2 separate regions of the Homo sapiens genome follow, and region 1 is linked to region 2. A link is an interaction called in ENCODE POLR2A ChIA-PET data of the cell type or tissue named here. Cell type or tissue: PC-9. All regions are shown on one strand. Links, peaks and the distances in the headings refer to the core of each region. The heading gives the core; the rest is flanking DNA. Region 1 holds the start of KLC2-AS1 (KLC2 antisense RNA 1). Region 2 has its middle 7.1 kb from the start of FOSL1.

Region 1 (8,322 bases), core at 12-8,011, 350 kb after region 2:
GGCTGGGGGACCTGGGCACACGGGAGACTCAGGCGTCCGGGGACCGCCTGTTTACCTAATCCGGGGCGGACGGCGGTGTGGCCCCAGGCCCGGCGCCCGCCTGCCCGCACCCTCGTCCTCACAGACGCCACAGCCATGGCCATGATGGTGTTTCCGCGGGAGGAGAAGCTGAGCCAGGATGAGATCGTGCTGGGCACCAAGGCTGTCATCCAGGGACTGGAGACTCTGCGTGGGGAGCATCGTGCCCTGCTGGCTCCTCTGGTTGCACCTGAGGCCGGCGAAGCCGAGCCTGGCTCGCAGGAGCGCTGCATCCTCCTGCGTCGCTCCCTGGAAGCCATTGAGCTTGGGCTGGGGGAGGCCCAGGTAGGTCAGTCTGGGGCACTGAGGTGGGAGGTCACTGGAGGGATCGAGCCTTCAAGAGGAATCCGGTAATGTAGGAGAAGAATCTGAGCAGGGAACCGTCTGTTTCCTGGAGCCCCATGTTAGGACCCCAGTAAATACCTTTTGAAGAAATAAATGCACTTTGGCGACCCCAGCCCTGCCCTAAGAGACCATGATCACCCTTGCCCCCACGCAGAGCCCCATTTCCGGCTCCCCTCTACCTAAGGGAGACTGGATGGCATATGAGAACAGAAAGAAAATCCTTAAGGAAACATAGCCTCCCACCAATTAATTCTTCTATTCACTCGTTAACAGATGAGTTATTGAGGGCCAGCCAGGGTGTTAGGTGGATACAGGGCCCAACAAAATAGACAAGATTCCTGCCCTATTAGAGACAAAAACACACATACAGAAATAATTGGTTGTTACAAATTGTGATGAGTTCTGCAGAGAAAAGAACAAGATTTTATGATAGCTCGCAGCAGCGAGTCTTGTCTACTGGTCAGGCAGGACTTCTGTGAGGAAATGACAAACTGAAACCTGAGGGAAGAAATGAACCAGCCTCCAGGAAAGGGAGGCAGGGGAGAAGTTGCATGTGCAAAGGTCCTGGGGTAGGAAAGAGCTTGTGGTGGAGGAACTCAGGGAAGAACTGTGTGACTGGAGCTTCATGGAAGGGAGACAGGGACAGAAGAGGCCTGGGGAGAAGCCAAGAACCAGATCATGGCCTGGTTGGTTTGGGTTTTATTCTCAGGAAATCAGAAAGCCTCTGGAGGGCTTTAAGCAGGCAGGCAACACAGTCTGACTTGAGTTTCTAAAAACTCTCTCTGGCTGAGATGTGGAGAATAAACCTCAGTGGGTCGAGGATGGAATCACTCTCCAATGAGTGGTTAGGAAGCCACTGCTGGAATTCAAATGAGAGCTGGTGCTTGGAATTAAGGGGTGGCTATGACGGTGGAGAAAAGGGACCAGTTCTGGATGTTCTGGAGGTAGGTCCAGCAAGACCTGGGGGTGGAATAAGGGAGAGAGAGAGGAAGGCAGCATCACTCCCAAGTTTGTGATTTAAGCAAATTAAGGGAGGAGAGGGCCTTGGTGGATCAGAACTCTGTTTTGGCCTCCTTTAATTGAGGCTGCCAGGATGATATGCAGTTGGAGATGTCCAGGAGCCATTGGGATGTACAAGGAGTTAGACTTGTTTTATTCCCCTCAGAGCTTGGCTGAGCCCCTGCCTGGCACGTGAACCCTGGGGAAGTTGTATCATTTTGGTTTCCTTGTCTTTAAAATAGGGATCATGCCATCTGCTGTGTACACTTCCAGGCTGTTGGGGGAATTTTTTTTTTTTTTTAAAGCTAGTGGTTATGGAAACACCTGTCACTTAGGCATTTGCTAACCAACAACAAAGTACAGGGTCTCAGACAGCCTGGCCCTCTGCAAGGACATTCACTCCCTGCCAGTTGGCCGTCAGAGGTAGAGAGGACCACTCAGGGGCCGCACACCTGGTGGAGCACGTGCACTCTCACAGAGGGGGAACAATCTGCACGGAGGGCATGGGCATCAAGGCCATGTGTGAAGCTGGAGCAAAGTGGGAGGTGTGACTAGCTGGAGACACAACTGCAGAAATGATCCTGAACCGGGAAGGACTGGGAAAGGGTGGAGGCCGGGTGTGGTGGCTCACGCCTGTAATTCCAGCACTTTGGGAGGCCCAGGTGGGAAGACTGCTTAAATCCCGGACTTCATGAGACCCTGTATCTACAAAAAATAATTTTTCTTTTTTTTTTTGAGACAGTCTTGCTCTGTTGCCCAGGCTGGAGTATAGTGGCACGATCTCAGCTCACTGCAGCCTCTGCCTCTCAGGTTCAAGTGATTCTCCTGCCTCAGCCTCCTGAGTAGCTGGGACTACAGGCACGCGCCACCACACCCAGCTAATTTTTGTATTTTTGGTAGAGATGGGGTTTCACCATGTTGGCCAGGATGGTCTTGAAATCCTGACCTCGTGATCTGTCCGCCTCAGCCTCCTGAAGTGCTAGGATTACAGGCGTGAGCCACCGTGCCTGGCCAAAAAATTTTTTAAATTAGCCAGCTGTGGTGGTGTGCACCCGTAGTCCCAGTTACTCAGGAGGCTGAGGGGGAAGGACCACTTGAGCCTGGAAGGTAGAGGCTGCAGTGAGCTGTGACGGTGCCATAGCCCTTCGGCCCAGGTGACAGAGTGAGACATTGTCTTAAATTAAAAAAAAAAAAAAAAAAGAGAGAGCAAGAAGGGAGGTTGGACCCTAGGCAGGAAGGCAGGAAGAGACTGGAAACTAAGGAAAGGAGTTGCAGAGGCTGGGGAGAGGGGTGGGGGTTGAGGCCAAGGCCTTTGGATACTTTTCCTGCCCCTGTGGCTCCTCATGCCAACTGAGCATTTGGGACACATGCCCCTTCCCTACCTGGGAGCTGCAGAAAGGCAGGGGATGCTGTGGCCCCTCAGCAGAAGTGGGGATGGAGTCTTTGGGTGGTCCTTCAGCCATCTAGCAGAGTTCTGTGGGCAAGCGCTAGCCCTGAGGCAGGGAGCAGTAACCTACTGGCTGTGGCAGCAGAGGCTTGAGTACAACCCAGGGAGAGACGAAGGAAGGGGCTAGTAGCTCAGGGAAAGCACAGCACCCCAACTAGCCCTTTTGGGGTTCTCCTGATCCTAGAAGGAAGGAACTGGGGACTCCCAAGCCTCCTGGGTTTGGGCTTTGCATTATGGTGTGTCGGGGGCCTTGAGGAGATTCTCCCTTGACAAGCAGAGAAAAGACCTGCAGCTCCTCACTGTAGGGCCAGGCCTGGCCCTTCACTGGGTGCCAGAGCCCAACTAGGCCCAGGCTACAGTCATAGGCGAGGGGGTCGACAGGCCTCCGACCCTTACCTGGGCTGGTTGCACAGGTGATCTTGGCATTGTCGAGCCACCTGGGGGCTGTAGAATCAGAGAAGCAGAAGCTGCGGGCGCAGGTGCGGCGTCTGGTGCAGGAGAACCAGTGGCTGCGTGAGGAGCTGGCGGGGACACAGCAGAAGCTGCAGCGCAGTGAGCAGGCCGTGGCCCAGCTCGAGGAGGAGAAGCAGCACTTGCTGTTCATGAGCCAGATCCGCAAGTTGGATGAAGACGCCTCCCCTAACGTGAGCTCCTACCATGGTCACTGTTGCCCAGCAAGGAGGCCTGGGAGCAGGGAGGGGCAGCATGGAGCAGATTCGGCTCCACCCCAGCCCATGGACACCCCGGCTGCCCTGTGCCTCCTTCCCTGATGCTCATCCTGTCTTCCTTCCCAGGAGGAGAAGGGGGACGTCCCCAAAGACACACTGGATGACCTGTTCCCCAATGAGGATGAGCAGAGCCCAGGTGCGGATGGGCAGTTCTGGAGTGGGGGAAGGAAAGGTTGTGTGAACTCTTGGTCCTTGGGACCGAGTGGCTGCCATGTTCCTTCCTGCCTCACTTCTGATCATGACATCCTAGTGTGTTAGAGCTTCAAGAACAGTTGTACGTGCTGCTGCTTCTCACATCCCCCCAGCTCTGTGGTGAGCAGACATCACAATTAGCTGTGGAGTCACCAGCCTGGCTTCCAGTGCTGCTCTGCCACTAGCTTCCCTGACCCTTGGGAGAGTTCTCTTCCTCTCCGAATCACCTCTGAAGGAGGCACATGCAGACAGCCACAATGGGGCCAGTGCCTGCTTTGCTGATGGTACTGGTTATGCATCGGGGCCTCCACTCTGTACACAGGGACACAGGCTCAGAGGTTAGGCAGCTTGCCCCAGGACACAGAGCCTGAAGTACTGGAGCTGGGCCTCTACCCCCTCTTTCTATGGGGTAACTAGACCCATTCTATAAATGGGGAAACTGAGAAAGAGTGGTTAGTGACTTGCCCAGGGCCATGTGTCAAGTGGCTCAAAGGCACAGCTGGCATGTGCCATCCCAGTCCAGTGGGCAGATGGTACATCTGACCTCCTGCCCTTGGCCCTGCAGCCCCTAGCCCAGGAGGAGGGGATGTGTCTGGTCAGCATGGGGGCTACGAGATCCCGGCCCGGCTCCGCACCCTGCACAACCTGGTGATCCAATACGCCTCACAGGGCCGCTACGAGGTAGCTGTGCCACTCTGCAAGCAGGCACTCGAAGACCTGGAGAAGACGTCAGGCCACGACCACCCTGACGTTGCCACCATGCTGAACATCCTGGCACTGGTCTATCGGTGAGGACTCTCTGGGGGTGCCCAAATTCTTCTGGAAGGCTCCAGCCCTGGATCACTAACCCTTGGTGCCTGCTGTGGGCCAGGACTCGTGGCCCACCTGCGTGGAGCTGGGCTACAGATGCAAGTAAAACTGTCTAGTGTAAGAGAGAGGCTTGGCCAGAACTGGGGAGGGACTGCACATGAGGACTCCAGGGGTCCTGGGGAGTCCACACAGCTTCTCCAGGCACCAAGGCTGGAGGAGGGGCTTTGCCAGAAAGTGAGTTTGCCCAAACACAAGAGGGCTAGAAAAGGTTCCCATGGCAAAAAGCCAGCATGAGCAAAGGCACTGGGACCTGGAGAGCAGGACACGCTAAAGGGGCAGCAGGAGAGCCATGTGGCGCCCAGGAATGCTAGGCACCAGGCAGTCGGTGGGACCCCAGCACTGCGCACCCCAGCCAATTGTGAGAAAACTGCCTACAGCCCTTGGAGCTTGGAGAGCAGGAGCTGAGCAGGTCTCCCCACACTCTGGGTCTCACTCTGTCATACACACTCAGTGAGTACAGGAGTGACCACAGGGATTGCAGACCATTGGGGAGGGCCTTGAGCTGGAGGACAGCCCTGACCATGCTCCTACCTGCTCCCAGGGATCAGAACAAGTACAAGGAGGCTGCCCACCTGCTCAATGATGCTCTGGCCATCCGGGAGAAAACACTGGGCAAGGACCACCCAGCCGTGAGTGAGGGTTGGGTGGGAGGTGGGGGCTGTGCCCCATCCCCTGCAGGTCCCAGAGTCCTGCAGGGCCTGAGTCAAGAAGCTTCCGTTCTCCCACCTCCAGGTGGCTGCGACACTAAACAACCTGGCAGTCCTGTATGGCAAGAGGGGCAAGTACAAGGAGGCTGAGCCATTGTGCAAGCGGGCACTGGAGATCCGGGAGAAGGTGGGAACAGGCAGGGCTGGGCAGGCTGGGGGTCTGGGAGGCAGGGGCCCGGGCAGCCCTGAGCCCAACCCCTGGCTCCCTCTCCCATCCCAGGTCCTGGGCAAGTTTCACCCAGATGTGGCCAAGCAGCTCAGCAACCTGGCCCTGCTGTGCCAGAACCAGGGCAAAGCTGAGGAGGTGGAATATTACTATCGGCGGGCACTGGAGATCTATGCTACACGCCTCGGGCCCGATGACCCCAATGTGGCCAAGACCAAGAACAACCTGGTACCTTGGGGCTGAGAGGAGCTGGAGGATGGGAAGGAGGGAGGCAGGGATGAGGTTGGGGAAGAAGGAGAGAAAAAGGCTTGGCTGCATGCATCCCGCTCACTCTCTGGGTCTCCCGCTTCCAGGCTTCCTGCTACCTGAAGCAGGGCAAGTACCAGGATGCGGAGACCTTGTACAAGGAGATCCTCACCCGCGCTCATGAGAAAGAGTTTGGCTCTGTCAATGGTGAGTGCGTGGTCACCAGGTGCCTCTAGCCCATCCATCCCAGGCCCACTCTGCCATCAGCACCCAGGACAAATCCCTCAGCAGGGCAGGCCCTCAGGCTTTGGCCTGGCTGGTCACCAGCCTCACCCTCAGATGGTGCCCAGCCACCTGTGCTCACGTTTGCACACATGAGCACACACCCAACTCACGCAGCCCCCTTGGCCTGCTAGGGCCTCACACGCCTTTGCATCCCCCTTCTCCACTGGCGATTCTTGCTCACCTTGAGGGCCTGCCCCAGTGTCTCCCACTCTGGGAAACCACCTCTGGCCCCGGATGGTCAGTCATCTGCTCCTGAGTCCCTCGGAGCCTGGCCCATCATTCAGGCCTAGCACATGTCTTGGGCTGTGGCCTGAGGTGCAAGGGTCTGTTCTGCTCATCTCTGTCCAGAAGAGGGTCAGCAGTGTTTTGGGTCTTACTCTTGTTCATGCATTCAACGAAGCCCAACCGTGGTCTCCCCTCCCCTGACCCCAGTCCTGTGTCCAGCCCAACCAGGTGAGACCTATATGGTAGGCTGGTGACAGTCCCCTTTCTCTCCCCAGGGGACAACAAGCCCATCTGGATGCACGCAGAGGAGCGGGAGGAAAGCAAGGTAGCTCTGTGGGGCAGGCTGGGCGGTTGTCAGGGGAGGCTGGGATGTGCAGAGGGGGGCCTGCTCTCACTTCTTGTGACCATTCTTTCCTCCAGGATAAGCGCCGGGACAGCGCCCCCTATGGGGAATACGGCAGCTGGTACAAGGCCTGTAAAGTAGACAGGTGAGTGGGGCGGGGCTGGGCTGGGGAGCAGGGCACGGCAGGGCGGGCTCCACATTCCATACTCTCACCCCCAACACACCCCTCCTCTGCTGCTCATCTGGCAAGGCCCAACTCACAGGTCACCTGTCCCAAGAAGGCTCTGTCTCCCAATTCTCAGCCTAATTCTCTGGCTCTGGGTCTCCCAGCTTTTGGTCCTGGTGACAACATCCCATGAGGGCCCTGGGGCCAGGTCCCCAGCCCTGGGGTGATTTCCCCAGGACAGAAGAGGCTGGGTGGGCCCAGCACAGGGCTTGACATGGGAAGGAATGGATTCTGGCTACCCCGGAGGTCCATGCTTCCTCAGGGCCCACTGTGGGCTGGGTGCCAGGATGGGCCCTGGGTCTGGGGGAACATGGAGTTTGAGACTGTCCCATCCACAGCCCCACAGTCAACACCACCCTGCGCAGCTTGGGGGCCCTATACCGGCGCCAGGGCAAGCTGGAAGCCGCGCACACACTAGAGGACTGTGCCAGCCGTAACCGCAAGCAGGTGGGGCTCCATGCAGGAGGGGGTGGGCAGACACCTGTGTGGCCCTGGGTGTGGTCCATTCACTGCCTGATGCCCCTGCCCCTCCCTCAGGGTTTGGACCCCGCAAGCCAGACCAAGGTGGTAGAACTGCTGAAAGATGGCAGTGGCAGGCGGGGAGACCGCCGCAGCAGCCGAGACATGGCTGGGGGTGCCGGGCCTCGGTCTGAGTCTGACCTCGAGGACGTGGGACCTACAGCTGAGTGGAATGGGGTGAGTCCGGGGCCTGGGCCGGGTCGGGCTGGGAGCCTAGGTGGCCAGCGGGGCCTAGAGGCAAGCCTGTCCACCTGCAGGATGGCAGTGGCTCCTTGAGGCGCAGCGGTTCCTTTGGGAAACTCCGGGATGCCCTGAGGCGCAGCAGTGAGATGCTGGTAAAGAAGCTGCAGGGGGGCACCCCCCAGGAGCCCCCTAACCCCAGGTGAGCCCCCCACCAAGGTGAGCCTCAAGAACCACCCAGCAACCCCGGATGAGCTCCTGACCCAGAGTGTGCCCCACTGACCCCAGGCAACCTCCCCATCCCTCTCAGGCTCCACCACCCACCAGTCTGTTCCCTCCCCAGCCCCACCCTTCTCCCTGCCCCCATCTCCCGTGAGTTCCTCCTTGGGCAAATCCCAGGCTGTCCTTTTCCCTCAGGATGAAGCGGGCCAGTTCCCTCAACTTCCTCAACAAGAGCGTGGAAGAGCCGACCCAGGTAGGGGCAGGCGGGTGTCTGGGCACTGGGCAGCTGCGGCCGGGGCTGCATGCGTGCTGCCAAGCTTCCCTCCAGCATGCCTCTTCATCCAGCAACAGTTCCTGGCTCTGTCTCAGGCCTACTTTGGGCTGGACAACGGGGAGACACGAGGGGAACCCAGCCTCTCCTGGGGGTGGACGTGTAAACGGCCAGTGCTAACACCGTCACTGTGGAGATGGACGGGAGTGTCAGGGCACCAGGGTGTGGCCTTGGGTCAGAACTGCCATTGCCTCTGCCCAGCTCAGGGATTCC
Region 2 (8,322 bases), core at 291-8,290:
CAGAGGGAGCACATTCCAACCTCCTCAGTCACTAACCCCCGCCTTGTGGCTGCAGAAACGTTCCTGGCCTCTGACCTCACCAGCTTCCACCCAGGGAGGCCAGGAGAGAACCCCAGGGGGCCACAGCCATCGCTGGAAGTTTGGGGGCAGGGAGGCCTGAGGGACCCTGCCACTGTGCCTTGGTGGCTCTGTAAGACTGGCTCAGTCCCTTCCCATCTCTGAGCCCCAGAGAATCCCTGCCTTTTGGGGCTGCAGTGAAGGAGAGGAGGCTTGGCACCCTGTGCATTCTCAGCATGGCCAGGGCATTGGAGGTGATATTTATGTTTATCAGTTTCTATTCACTCTTTAATTGAAGTCTATGTTGTTTTTGTTTGTTTGTTTGTTTGTTTGGTTTGAGATAGGATCTCACTCTGATGCCTAGATGCCTAGGCTGGAGTGCAATGGCAGGATCGCAGCTCACTGCAGCCTCAACCTTCTGGGCTGAAGCGATCCTCCCTCCTCAGTCTCCCGAGTAGCTGGGGCTACAGGCGCGTGCCACTACGCCCAGCTAATTTTTTTTGGCTCAAGCAATCTGCCTGCCTCGGTCTCACAAAGTGCTAGGATTACAGGTGTGAGCCACCGCACCTGGCCTTTGAAGTTTACATTTTTACTTGAGATTAAATTCATGTAACAAACAATTAACTACTTTAAAGTGTACACTTCAATGCCATTTATTACATTCACAATGTTGTACAACCACCACCTTTCTTTAGTTTCAAAACTTCATCACTCCAGAAAACACCCCACACCTATGAAGTAATTACTCCCTATTTCCCCCTTCCCTCATCCCCTGGTATCCACTAATTTGCTTCCTGTCGCTATGGATTTGCCCATTCTGGGCATTTCAAATAAATGGACTCATTCATATATTATGTGGTCTTTTGTCTGACTTCTTTACTTAGCATAACATTTTTGCTTTTTTTTTCTTTCTTTCTTCTTCTTCTTTTTTTTTTTTTTTTAGATGGAGTCTTGCTGTTGCCCATACTGGAGTGCAGTGGCCCAATCTTGGCTCACCGCAGCCTCGGCCTCCTGCACTCCTCAAGTGATCCTCCTGCCTCAGCCTCCCAAACTGCTGGGATTCCAGGTGTGAGCCACCGCACTGGGCCAGCATAACATTTTCTTTTCTTAGTATTATTATTTTTTTTAAAAACGGAGTTTCGCACTGTGGCCCAGGCTGGAATGCAGTGGCATGATCTCTGCTCACTGCAAGCTCCACCTCCTGGGTTCACAGCATAACATTTTCAAGGCTCATTCATGTTATAGTATGTATCAGTACTTTGCTCATTTCTATGGCTGAGTATATATAACCATTTATTTATTTATTTTTGAGATGGAGTCTTGCTCTGTCGCCCAGGCTGGAGTGCAGTGGCGCGATCTCCGCTCACTGCAAGCTCCGCCTCCCGGGTTCACGCCATTCTCCTTCCTCAGCCTCCTGAGTAGCTGGGACTACAGGCGCCTGCCACCACGCCCGGCTAATTTTTTGTACTTTTAGTAGAGAAGGGGTTTCACTGTGTTAGCCAAGATGCTCTCGATCTCTTGACCTTGTGATCCGCCTGCCTTGGCCTCCCAAAGTGCTGGGATTACAGGCATGAGCCACCGCGCTGGGCGTTTTTTGGACAGATATCTATTCAAATCTTTACTTTTTTTTTTTTTTTTTGTAGAAATGAGGTCTCAATATATTGCCCAGGCTAGTCTCAAATTCCTGGCCTCAAGTACTTCTCCTGCCTTCACCTCTCTTCACGCTGAAATGACAGGTGTGAGCCACTGCTCCCAACCATTGCCCAGACTGGAGTGCAGTGGTACGATCTTGGCTCACTGCAGCCTCCACCTCCTGGGTTCAATTGAGTCTCCTGCCTCAGTTTCCCAAGTAGCTGGGATTACAGGCATGTGCCACCATGCCCGGGTAATTTTTGTACTTTTAGTAGAGACAGGGTTTCACCATGCTGGCCAGGCTGGTCTCTAACCCCTGACCTCAAGTGATCCTCCCACCTCAGCCTCCCAAAGTGCTGGGATTATAGGCGCCCGCCACCACACCTGGCACATTGCCCATTCTTAATTTTTTTTCTTTTTTTGAGATGGAGTTTTGCTCTTGTCACCCAGGCTGGAGTACAATGGTGCAATCTCAGCTCACCACAATCTCCGCCTCCCTGGTTCAAGCGATTCTCCTGCCTCAGCCTCCTGAGTAGCTGGGATTACAGTCACGCGCCACCACACCTGGCTAATTTTGTATTTTTAGTAGAGACAAGGTTTCTCCATGTTGGACAGGCTGGTCTCGAACTCTCAACCTCAGGTGATCCAACCGCCTCAGCCTCCCAAAGTGCTGGGTTTACAGGCGTGAGCCACTGCGCCTGGCCAATTTTTTTTTTTTTTAATGTTGAGTTGTTCTTTTTATATTCTGGATACTAAACCTTTATCAGTTATATGATTTGCAAACATTTTCTTTTATTCTGTAGGTTGTCTTTTCACATTCTTGAAAATGTTCTCTTTTTTTTTTTGGAGACGGAAAAATGTTCTCTGATGCACAAAATGATGCATTACTATTTTTTATTGAAGCCCAATGTATCTTTTTGTTGTTGTTGCTCATGCTTTGGGTGTCTAATGTAAAAATCCATTGCCAAATTCGAGGTCATGAAGATTTACTCCTATGATTTCTTCTAAGAGTTTATAGTTTTAGCTCTTAGATTTAAATTGTTGACTAAATTGAAGTCAAGCACACATACAGTAAAGTGCACACATCAGTGTGTTCAGCTTAATGACTTTAAAATAATTCATTATTTTTTATTATTATTATTTTGAGACGCAGTCTTGCTCTGTTGCCCAGGCTAGAGTGCAGTGGCATGATCTCAGCTCACTGCAACCTCCGCCTCCCGGGTTCAATAAATACTCTTGTCTCAGCCTCCTGAGTAGCTGGGACTACAGGCATGCGCCACCACACCCGGCTAATTTTTGCATTTTTAGTAGAGATGGGGTTTCACCTTATTGGTCAAGCTGGTCTCTAACTCCTGACCTCAGGTGATCTACCTGCCTCAGCCTCCCAAAGTGCTGGGATTACAGGTGTGAGCCTCCGCACCCCGCCTTATTTATTATTATTTTTAAGACAAGGTCTCACTCTATCTCCCAGGCTGGAGCACAGTGGTGCAATCATAGCTAACTGCAACCTTGTACTCCTGGGCTCAAGCTATCCCCTAACCTCAGCCTCCCAAGTAGCTGGGACTACAGGTCTGCCACCATGCCAATTATTTATTTATTTATTTATTAGTAGAGAGGAGGCTGTTGCCCAAGCTAATCTCAAACTCCTGAGCTTAAGTGATCCTCCCGCCTCCGTCTCTCAAAGTATTGGGATTACAAGTATGAACCACCAAGCCCAGCCTCAATGACTTCTGCATCTATATAAACCCATGTAACTACCACCCTTATCATGATGATGTTTTTAGCAACTCGGAAGGCTCCTCTGAGTCACACTCCCCACCCATAAGTAGCCACTATTCTGACTTCTGTCATCATAGATTAGTTTTGCCTGTTCTTCAACTTCATATACATTTGACCATATGGCACGTTCTCTTTTGGTCCTGGCTTCTTTTAGTCAACATGTCTGCGGGATTCATCTGTGTTACTGAGTGACCTGGTAGCTTGGTCTTTTCTGTTGCTGCATCCCATTGCACAAATATTCCACAATCGGTCTCTCCATTCTCCATTCCCCTGCTGATGACTTGGGGGGCCTTCCAGTTTTGGACTATTATGAATAAGGCTGCCATGAATATCCTTGATACATCCTTTTGGGAGCCAGTTGTATTCATTTCTCTTGGCTATGTGCCTGGGTTGGGAGGAATTATTGGGTCATATGGTTGGTGTACATTCAGCTTGAATCGAATGTACTCTCCACCAGTGCTCCAACATGGATGTACCATTTTGCATCCCACCCATGTTGTTCAATGGGTAACAGTTCCAGTTGCTCCACATCTGGAGATGACTTTTTTTTTTTTTTTTTTTGAAACAGGGTCTTGCTCTGTCACCCAGGCTGGAGGGCAGTGGTGTGATCTCAGCTTACTACAACCTCTGCCCCCCAGGCTCAAATGATTCTCCTGCCTCAGCCTCCCAAGTAGCTGGGACTACAGGCGCCTGCCACAATGGCCATCTAATTTTTGTATTTTGTGGAGACGGGGTTTCATCATGTTGGGCAGGCTGGTCTCGAACTCCTGACCTCAGGTCATCCGCCCACCCTGGCCTCCCAAAGTGCTGGGATTATAGGCATGAGCCATGGCACCTGACCTGGAGATGGCATTTTAATTCACTTCTACAAACATTTATTTTCCTTGGTCCTGGCCCCTTCCTCTCTCCCCTGAATGCTCTCCACAGCTTCCAGCTCAGCACTTCCCACCCTGCAGCCTTAGGGATAGTTTTAATCACAAAAAATTTTAAGAGTCTGAGCATTTCACCCTCAGACTTGGACCTACCCCAGCTGGAATTGCTACCCAGGAAGGCCTGAAGCCTGGGAAGGGATGGGCTAAGGGTGCTTGGCGTACCCTGTGTTCTTTTAGGTTACGTGCTGCCTGGGAGACTTGAGGGGCTAAGAGGATAACACTAGTGGCTCTTGCTCATTGAACACTGATGAACCAGATGCCATTCCAAGTAACATGTTTAATCCTCACAGCAACCCTGTGAGAGAGATGGTATAATACACCCATTTTATGGATCAGGAAATGGAAGCACAGAGAGATTAAGCAACTTGCTAAAAGCCACACAGTGAGGAAGGAAAGTGTGCGGAATCCAGATCCTCGTAAATCTGGCGGGGCTTGGCCGAATGCACAGGATTTTCCTTCATAGGCACCTGCTCACTCTCAGTCCCAGGCTGCCAGACGGAGCCCCTCACCTTTGCACAGATGGCTCCCTCTGCCCAAGGGACCTCCCTTGTCCCCTCACCTGGCTGACTCTTATGCTGCAGCTTTCAGTTTCCCCACCATTTCCTCAGCAAGGTCTTCTGCGAGCCCCAACCCAAGTGAAATCCCTTAATCCCTTATGCAATGAGCAATACAGTCCCCTCGTGCAATGAAGGACATTACCTTTTATTCTCCCTGCTTGGAATAATGTTTGAAGGTATTGCATTTTGGAGACGGATATGCGTGTATCTATATGTATATCTGTATCTGCATCTACCAAGTTGATGGCCATAAAAAGGGGATGTGGAAAATAAATTATTTTATTTTATCATATTTTATTTATTTATTATTTGAGATGAAGTCTTGCTCTGTCGCCCAGGCTAGAGAGCAGTGGTGCGATTTTGACTTACTACAACCTCTTCCTCCTGGGTTCAAGCAGTTCTCCTGCCTCAGCTTCCTGAGTAGCTGGGACTGCAGGCACCTGCCACCATGCCCGGATACTTTTTTGTATTTTAGTAGAGACAGGGTTTCACCATGTTGCCCACGGTGGTCTTGAACTCGTGAGCTCAGGCAATCAGCCCACCTTGACCTCCCAAACTGCTAGGATTATAGGAGTGAGCCACCACACCTGGCCTGGAGAAGAAATTATTTTAAAACGTCGTTTTTATTTTTTATGTTGCTTTACACTAAAACATTTAATTGCATTTCTTTTTCGACCAGGTAATACATTAAGATATTTTAAAATTCAAAAGCTACAAAAGGGGTAGAGTGAGAAGCCTCCCCTCCACTGTAACCAGTTTCTTGCGTATTTTTTCACCCAGAAGGTAGCCTATCTACATCCCGTATCGTTTCTTGCTTTTTGGTTTTCTAATAATAATCTTGGAAGATCTTTCACTGAGTATATGTAGATCTGCCTCGCTGGAAAGAAAAATCTAGCTGAGCACTGTGGCACACGCTTATAATCCTAGCACTTCGAGAGGCTAAGGCAGGAGGATCACTTAAGCCCAGGAGTTGGAAGCTGCAGTGAGCTGTGATCAGACCACTGCACTCCAGCCTGGGCAACAGAGTGAGAGCCTGTCTCACGAAAACGAAAACAAAAGCTACCTCGTCGTGGTTTATCTTACATTCGGTAGAATGCACACTTTGTTAATGTGCTGGTTATGTGTATACACCTGCGTAGCCACGTTCCAATCCAGATACAGAACATTTCCATCCCCCTAGAAAGTTCTCTCCTGCCTCTTTGCAGTCGATTCCCCCACCCCAGGAAATCACTTAACTCATTTCTGTTGTCATCGATTACTTTTGTCTGTTGCAGAATTTCACATCAATGGAATCGTTCACCGCGTGCTCTTTTGTGCCTGGCTTCTGTCCCCCACTGCATGGATGTACCACAGTTTCTTTATCCATTCTTCTGAATTAACTGAACTAAAAGTTGAATGGAGCCAGATGTCGGGGAGGTAGGGACGATTAAAGACTTAGTCCCAGGCGCGTGGTGGCGGGTGCCTGTAGTTCCAGCTACTCGGGAGGCTGAGGCAGGAGAATGGTGTGAACACGGGAAGTGGAGCTTGCAGTGAGCCAAGATCGTGCCACTGCACTCCAGCCTGGGTGACAGAGCAAAACTCTGTCTCAAAAAAAAAAAAAAAGACTTGGTCCCAGGCCAGGGGTGGTGTCTCATGCCTGTAATCCCAGCACTTTGGGAGGCCAAAGGGGGCAGATCACCGGAGGTCAGGAGTTCAAGACCAGCCTGGTCAACATGGTGAAACCCTGTCCCTACTAAAAATACAAACATTAGCTGGGTGTGGTGGTGCACTCCTGTAATCCCAGCTACTTGAGATGCTGAGGCAGGAGAATCACTTGAACCCGGGAGGCAGAGGTTGCAGTGAGCTGAGATCGCGCCATTGCACTCCAGCCTGGCCAATAGAGTGAGACTCCGACTCCAGAAAAACAAAAAACAAAAAAACCCCAGCAACTTCGTCCTCCTGGCCGCAAGGCACTTTCAGCCCAGAGAGGTGGTCAGACACTCAGACTAGTCCTGGTGCTAAGGAGACAGTGCTGGGGGGAGGAGCCAGAGAGTGCCAGGGCCATTACTGGAGCCCCAAAAGGAAGAGTTCTTTCCACCTGTGGTGGGGGTGGGTAGGAGAAGACTTCCTGGCAGACGAGGATTTGGGAAAAATATTCATAAAAAGTGGGGCTCGCTTTCCCTCACCAGCCACCCCTCCAGCCCAGGACTGTGGGGTGAACATCAAAGACACAGCTCCAGCCTGGCTGGGTCTCTAGTAGTTCAAGTGACTTCATTATGTGACTTCGGGTCAGTCTCTTTCCCTCTGGGAGCCTCAGTTTCCCCTTCCTGCAGATGAGTGGTTTACATACTGTGGACCCTGAAACTAGAGGTTTCCATGGAGATGGCAGGGGCCGGGATGAGGTTTTGGGCCCCTCATCCTTGCTTCAGTAAGCATCACTCAGCAGGCAGGAGGGGATCTGGCAGTGGACGACTTGGGTTTGAATTTCAGTTCAGCCACTTCCTGGCTGGGCAAGCTGGGCAATTCCCTAACTTCTCAATGCCTCAGTTCCCTCACTTGTAAAGAGGATGCTGGCCAGGCGCAGTGGCTCACGCCTGTAATTCCAGCACTTTGGGAGGCTGAGGCAGGTGGATCACCTGAGGTCAGGAGTTCAAGACCAGCCTGACTAGCATGGAGAAACCCTGTGTCTACTAAAAATACAAACTTAGCCGGGCATGGTGGTGAATGCCTGTAATCCCAGCTACTCGAGAGGCTGAGGCAGGAGAATTGCTTGAACCTGGGAGGCAGAGGTTGTGGTGAGCCAAGATCGTGCCATTGCACTCCAGCCTGGGCAACAAGAGCGAAACTCCGTCTCAAAAGAAAAAAAAAAGATGCTAATAATCGGACCTGCTTTTCACGGTTGCTGGGGAGTGACTGAGCCATGGCATGGACAGTGCTGAGCATGGCACCAGTACAGTAAGCGATGGATAAATGTTAGTGAGAATTTTCTTGCTGTTTTATTTTGTGCTTTACGGGCAATTTCCTCTGAAGGGAGATATCAGGGGCTCTGCTGTCAGTGCCCAGGATGGATTTGCCTGCTTAGCCTGGCCCCTTAAGTTTCTTGGAGTGGCTCCTGCTTCCTGCAGACCCAGGCTCAGACAGTTGGAGCCTGTCACCCAGTTCTCAGGCTCCCCCTAACTCCTCAGACCTGGGCCATACCCCGACCCAGTACCCCATGGGTGCCAGCTCCTGCTCTGGGCCAGGAGTGGGATGAAACGCCCGTCCTGGATGAAAGGCTGGCAGGCCTGGGCTGGGCCAATAAACCACCCCACCCATCCTGGGAGGACCTCCGGGCACCGGTGTAAACTGAGTCATGGGGGGTGAGGGGGTGAGTCACACAGCCTGGG

The links. ChIA-PET counts read pairs that join two places held together with the same protein. Peaks named below come from ENCODE experiments on the same cell type or tissue, not always from the same donor. Only the 100,000 strongest peaks of a DNase experiment are listed, where the experiment ranks them.
Region 1: POLR2A ChIA-PET joins it to region 2 with 10 read pairs; 7 of 35 experiments call an interaction of 5 or more read pairs at or near these places.

Annotation. Positions count from the first base shown.
Region 1 is chr11:66,258,460-66,266,781 of GRCh38, forward strand. It overlaps KLC2 (kinesin light chain 2), which reads left to right. Exons shown (of 16, transcript NM_001318734.2): 2 at 125-363; 3 at 3,283-3,513; 4 at 3,664-3,733; 5 at 4,355-4,577; 6 at 5,201-5,288; 7 at 5,392-5,493; 8 at 5,587-5,760; 9 at 5,886-5,985; 10 at 6,564-6,613; 11 at 6,709-6,776; 12 at 7,196-7,304; 13 at 7,395-7,553; 14 at 7,634-7,758; 15 at 7,974-8,031. The coding sequence starts at 136. KLC2-AS1 (KLC2 antisense RNA 1) reads right to left here and starts at 7,227. Exons shown (of 6, transcript NR_186327.1): 1 at 6,893-7,227; 2 at 6,684-6,761; 3 at 6,245-6,403; 4 at 5,232-5,421; 5 at 3,266-3,553; 6 at 1,108-1,383. RefSeq lists enhancers at 1-810, 336-415, 7,750-8,322 and a silencer at 1-205. In PC-9, for the core only: CTCF peaks have their summits at 149 and 6,685 (motif pointing left); no DNase peak of the experiment used is centred there; H3K4me3 peaks cover 940 bases.
Region 2 is chr11:65,903,303-65,911,624 of GRCh38, forward strand. No RefSeq gene overlaps it. Among named protein-coding and RNA genes, the nearest start is that of FOSL1, 7.1 kb to the left of the region's middle. RefSeq lists a cis regulatory region at 1-204. In PC-9, for the core only: no CTCF peak of the experiment used is centred there; a DNase peak (open chromatin) is centred at 3,491; H3K4me3 peaks cover 846 bases; H3K27ac peaks cover 2,852 bases.